Regions from separate parts of the Homo sapiens genome. Here region 1 is linked to region 2. A link is a contact called in ENCODE Hi-C or POLR2A ChIA-PET data. All regions are on one chromosome and are shown on one strand. Each heading gives the region's core, a stretch centred on a gene start or an enhancer-like site at or near the end of the contact. The rest is flanking DNA. Distances are from core to core; before and after follow the strand shown.

What was found. A loop is a pair of places that touch in the nucleus more often than their neighbours do. ChIA-PET counts read pairs that join two places held with the same protein, here RNA polymerase II (POLR2A). Pooled maps may share reads with other maps.
Region 1: a loop to region 2 is called in a pooled map, with 2.3 times the contacts of the local background. The contact joins the enhancer-like site here to the promoter of SEMA3G in region 2. A Hi-C loop is called at or near these places in 4 of 50 pooled maps. POLR2A ChIA-PET finds 5 or more read pairs at or near these places in 7 of 52 experiments (CD8-positive, alpha-beta memory T cell, GM12878, PC-9 and 4 more).

Annotation. Positions count from the first base shown.
Region 1 is chr3:52,252,142-52,254,841 of GRCh38, reverse strand. WDR82 (WD repeat domain 82) reads left to right here. Exons shown (of 9, transcript NM_025222.4): 9 at 1-408. Among named protein-coding and RNA genes, the nearest start is that of PPM1M, 7.7 kb to the right of the region's middle. RefSeq lists an enhancer at 1,092-1,411. Within about 2 kb of position 1,426, at least 17 of the 41 ENCODE cell types and tissues checked have a DNase peak (open chromatin) inside an H3K27ac peak, as active enhancers do; they include GM12878, where a contact is called at or near this core.
Region 2 is chr3:52,443,754-52,446,690 of GRCh38, reverse strand. It overlaps SEMA3G (semaphorin 3G), which reads left to right and starts at 1,588. Exons shown (of 16, transcript NM_020163.3): 1 at 1,588-1,778. The coding sequence starts at 1,664. RefSeq lists enhancers at 738-1,614, 1,615-2,491.

The DNA of each region.
Region 1 (2,700 bases), core at 177-2,676, 190 kb after region 2:
GATGCTGAGGGCTGGGGCTGCACAGACGTGCTCAGCAGGGCTACAGGTGCTCAAGCCCTATTGGGGATGGGTGGGGAGTGGGGCAGCGGCGTTTGCCACCTTAAGAATTGGGGCCAAAGCCACTGATGTTTATTTGACAGTGACACTGCACTGGGTACTTAAAGAAATTATTTCCCGTTGTAATTATAATTACTGCTTATTAAGGAAAATATGGGAATTTTAGAAAGAATCAAGTTTGCCACCCAAATGCTACCACTGTTAATCTTTTGGTGTTAAATGTTCCCCCTAGACATTTCTGTGCATAGATTTTTGGTGTGTTTACATAGTCGTTATTCTGTATATACAATTTTATGTCCCTTTTGTACTTAACGTATAAACATTTTTTCCATGTTACAGTCTTAAACAGAATTTTATGGCTGCAGCCTCTTCGATTTGAGTTTCTGTAGCATGGTTTGCCTGGTTCCCAGAGCTGGAGGGAGGCTTGGGTTGTCTCCTGTTAGTTCTGGCTCACACTGCAGCTTGCTGTAATGCTGTGTAGACGGATTGCTGGGCTCCCTGGGACTGCCTCTGACTGCCCCTTGGTAACTAAGATTTATGGGCTGGTGGGAGGAACCCCTAGAACCAGCCTTCAACCCCAGGCTGTAATAGCCATAGAGCCAGCAATGACTGACGGGGCAAGGCAAGCCTGAGCCAGCCTGAATCTTCGGAGACTGTCTGGCACTTACCTCAGGCTGCCTTGCATCCTCTACTGTTTACTCAACCCTTCACCAGATTGACAACCTCTAGTTGGAATATGTTTTGTCCTGCTAGACCCTGGTTTCAGGAAGGCAAGAATACTGGAGTCTCTCTGAGGCCCCAGCACCCAGTCTGGCAGAAGGCAATTGCTTTGGTAACCCATTTGCCTGGAGGCTGCTGCTCTAGCTCAGCATTCTCAGAGCTGTAGAACCTGCTTCCTGCTCTTGCCTCGCCCTCTCTGGACCAGAGAAGAAAACCTTGGGCCTGCCACATTTTCACATTGCTCATGGGACTCTGCAACAGTGGCGGAGGGAACATCCTAGCTTGTGTGTGACAGGCCATGCACAGGCTCTTCTGACACTACGTACGTAGGAAGAGACCCCCTCCTGGCCTGGTGGGAGGACTGCTGCCGTGTTCAGCTCTGCTGGGAGACATGAACAAGTAGGTAAGCATGGCTGCCCTTAGAGCAGCCACTCTGGTCTCTGTCCTGCTCGCAACTGAAAGACCTACTTCACCCACCCCCCAGGCTTCATTCAGCCTTGTGACGTGAGGAACAACAGCAGGCATGGTAGCAAGCTAGGCAAGCAGGCTGTGGGGGCGAGCTGGCTCAGCAGTTGATGTGGGTAAGAGAAGCAGGCACAGGATGCTGCCCACCCTTTTTTTTTTTTTTGCTCAGGCGGAGTGGTGAGGTAGTGGAGGCTGTGGTGAGGAAAGAGGAAGTGACACTCCTACAGGCTGGTAGGACAGCACTCAAGCTGCCTGGCTAGAGGAGTCCTAGCAAGACTACCATAGGGCCTAGCTGTGGACAGGTTCAACCCTGAAGTCCTGCACTGTGGAATATAGCAGTGGGAAATATCTGATGCAGTTTTTCCAGTCTTCCCTGGAGAATGTGTAGGAAATGAAATCTAGAGTTAATGGGTAGGAAAGGGGGTCTGAGGCTGGGTGCAGTGGCTCACGCCTGTAATCCCAGCACTTTGGGAGACCGAGGTGGGTGGATCACCTGAGGTCAGGAGTTTGAGACCAGGCTGGCCAACATGATGAAACCCCATCTCTACTAAAAATATTGGGTGTGGTGGTGTGTGCCTGTAATTCCAACTGTTCAGGAGGCTGAGGCAGGAGAATCACTTGAACCCAGGAGGCTAGAGGTTGCAGTGAGCTGAGATGGCACCATTACACTCCAGCCTGGGCGACAAGAGTGAAGCTCCATCTCAAAAAAAAAAAAAAAAAAGCCGGGGTGGGGTGGGTTCTGAGAGCCTCTCAGTTGAGTTAATTATACAGGTTTTACCATTGGCTCTGCGACCTGTTGGATATTCTTCTTGGCTGCAATTTTGGGCTGTCAGTTGCCTGGTGAGAGAATTCACCTAAATTATAAAGTAGGAGTAAATCAGAGAAGGGTCAAGTAAAGCTGAGGTCATGAAGGTGGTTTGCCTTGTAATTCAATAGATACTTCCTGAGCACTTGAGCTTTGGTACGTTCTAGTTGACAGCATGGCTGTTTTTGTTTTGTTTTGTTTTTGAGACAGTTTTGCTCTTATTGCCCAGGCTGGAGTACAACGGTGCGATCTTGGCTCACTGCAACCTCCGCCTCCCGGGTTCAAGCGATTCTCCTGCCTCAGCCTCCCGAGTAGCTGGGATTACAGGCATGTGCCACCACACCTGGCTAATTTTGTATTTTTAGTAGAGACAGGGTTTCAACATGTTGGTCAGGCTGGTCTCAAACTCCGGACCTCAGGTGATCTGCCTGCTCAGCCTCCCAAAGTGCTGGATGACACACCTGAGCCACCAGGCCTGGCCCCATTTTTTTGTTTGTTTTGTTTTGTTTTGAGACAGAGTCTCACTGTGTTGTCCAGGCTGGAGTGGAGTGGCACAATCTCCCCTCACTGCAACCTCCACCTCCTGGGTTCAGGTGATCCTCCCACCTCAGCCTTCCAAGTAGCTGGGACCACAGGCATATATCACCATGCCC
Region 2 (2,937 bases), core at 339-2,838:
TGCGCAAGCCCACTCATCAGGTTATGAAGGCTGCTTACACCCAGGGTGGCTGGTCCCTGGCCCTGGGAGGAAGAGGCAGACCCAGAGATGGAAGGGCCTTGGCCAAGGCTCTCCAGCAGGGCCAGAGGCAGGGCTGGGCTGAGCTCCATCACTGGCCTCTGTGGGCAGCCCCTTGCCCACCTCCAGGCCAGCCCCCTGCTGAAGAAGGCATGTGTGAGTGAAGGGAGCTGGGGACAGGGAGGCAGAGTTGTAGGTCTCTGAGACCTGTCATGCTGACCCAAGAAGCCAACCTGTTTCCATTTCAGGATTGAGGTAGGGGAGGAGGGTGGGGTCCCCATACTCCCAACAACGCCCAGAAGCAAAGGAGGGTCCCAGGAAGGGGCAGAGCTGAGCTGGACCCATTCTCAGCCTGCTCTGTGGCCTGGGCCAGGTCCTTCCCTCTCTGAGTGCCCCGCAAGTTCCCTGACCACCATCAGAGGGCCCAGGCCGGTCCATGTGGGAGGCCCAACCTGCAGGAGCTGTTAGAATCCTGGGAACTCAAACTCCAGCTCAAAATTAAAATCTCTTTAGTGCCCAGGGCCTCAGGTTCTGAGTGTAGGGTTCTGGGGTGGGGTGAGGTGGCGACTGTTCTGGGGCAGGGAGCATGGGGAGGTCCCGTCACTCACCCCAGATTCAGGCCCTCAGTCCCATTTCCCCTTTGGCCCTCTTCTGTGGCTTTCTGTGCCCCCCGCCACCCAGTCAGTATTCAGGGTGGGGGAAGTGACCTCTAAGAGATCATAGGTGTCTGTAGGGCCTATGGGGCATGGGGTCCCTGGGAAGAACCATCACTGACCTGGGGAAGCTCTGGACCCTGAGTCTCTGGAAGGACTGGAGGCCTGAGGGAGGCAGGGCAAGGGGAGGTTCCCTCGGCATGGAGTCCCCTGATGCCCCTGTCCCCTACCCCAAAGCAAGCCTGGTGAGCTGAGATGGGGCATGTAGATGTGGGGAGAGGCTGGGGTGCCTGGAAGCCAGATGGGGACAGGCCTGGGTGGAAGAGGCTGGGCAGTCATCTCTTGCTGGCTCTATGAAGTGTTGCCGGACCTCAAACACCTGTCTAGGACATGGCGCCCCTTGGGCTGGGAATGGCCCTCCACCCTTACCCAGGGGAGCTGGAGAGTCTGGCCAAAGCTTCAGGGGGCTGGAATATCCTGGAATTGGGGCAGGGCCAGTTTGGAAGGTCTCTGCTGTGGGCAGTGGAGGGGCAGAGAACAAGGCAGAGCCCAGCTAGGCCCCTACCCAGCCCATCAACTTTAACCTCTGATCCCTGACCTCCCTTCCAGGCTCTCTCCCCACTTGTCACTTTGCTGGAGCCTGGGGACCTGCATTTGTGGACATCTCTGTACACATGGCCTGTGCCCTAGCTGGGAAGGTCTTCCCAATGGGGAGCTGGCCAGTGTGGCACAAAAGCCTGCACTGGGCCAACAAGGTGGAAGGAGAAGCGGCAGGTGGACGGCAAGGCCCCAGCCTCCTTCTCTCCTCCGCCCCTCTTCCCGCCCAGGACTGGGTGGAGCCACTGCCTTATAAGTGGTGGCCTGGTGGCAGCAGAGCAAACTACAACCGGCGGCCAGCGGGACCAGAGGGCGGCTCTGCAGGCAGGCGGCAGCGGTGCCCTCAGTTCCCCAGCATGGCCCCCTCGGCCTGGGCCATTTGCTGGCTGCTAGGGGGCCTCCTGCTCCATGGGGGTAGCTCTGGCCCCAGCCCCGGCCCCAGTGTGCCCCGCCTGCGGCTCTCCTACCGAGGTACCAGCCCCTGCGTGCCCTGTTTGTGTGCATGTGCCCTGTTTGTGTGTGTGCGCTCTGTTTGGGTGCATGTGCCGTGTTTGTGTGCATGTGCCCTGTTTGGGTGCGTGTGCCGTGTTTGTGTGCATGTGCAGTGTTTGTGTGCGTGTGCCGAGTTTGTGTGCGTGTGCCGAGTTTGCGTGTGCCGTGTTTGTGTGCGTGTGCCGAGTTTGTGTGCGTGTGCCGAGTTTGCGTGTGCCGTGTTTGTGTGCGTGTGCCCTGTTTGTGTGCGTGTGCCCTGTTTGGGTGCATGTGCCGTGTTTGTGTGCGTGTGCCCTGTTTGGGTGCGTGTGCAGTGTTTGTGTGCGTGTGCCGAGTTTGTGTGCGTGTGCCCTGTTTGGGTGCGTGTGCCGAGTTTGTGTGCGTGTGCCATGTTTGTGTGCGTGTGCCCTGTTTGGGTGCGTGTGCCCTGTTTGTGTGCGTGTGCCCTGTTTGGGTGGCTTGGGCTCTTGGGTGCCTGGTCAGCTGTAGGGGAGGGAGCCTCTCCCTGCACAGCTCTCGGGGAGTGGGAGGGAGGCAGGTCCTGGGAGACAGGACCAGGGTGGCGGTGGGAGGCACCTGAGGGGGAGTGCTGAGAAAGGGACAGATGGAGACCCTGAGAGAGCTCAATAAAGATGGGGAGGAGACAGAGGAAGGGACCAGGCAGGGGAGAGTGACAGAGAGGGTGGGGCTGAAGGGTCTGTCTGGGCTCAACTGGCACTTTTTGCCCAGGGTGGCCAACGGGAGAGCAGGCAGCATGCTATCCCTTGGTCCTGGGGCCACAGAGAAGGGGAGGACCCCCCTTGCAGCCCACTTCCCAGAGTGGGCTTGTTCATGTGCTCCTGCACCCAAGAAGCGCCCCAGCCCAGGGGGAGTTTCACCTCCCCTTTTTGCACATCCCAGCCTGGGGGTTCCTGTGTTCTACCCTAGACATGTGAGCCGGCTCAGGCCTCCACGGATGGGCCCAGGGAAGGCCCGAGACAGGCTCTTGGCAGATCCTTCCTGAGGAAACCAGAGGGGTGACCACCTTCCCCTGGGAAGCCCAGTCTGCTGGGGGAGATGGCGCTCGTCCCTGGAGAGGCTGAGGGGAATGTGGTCTTGTTCCGGGAGCTGTGGTTTTGCGGGGAGGTCAGACTGCTAG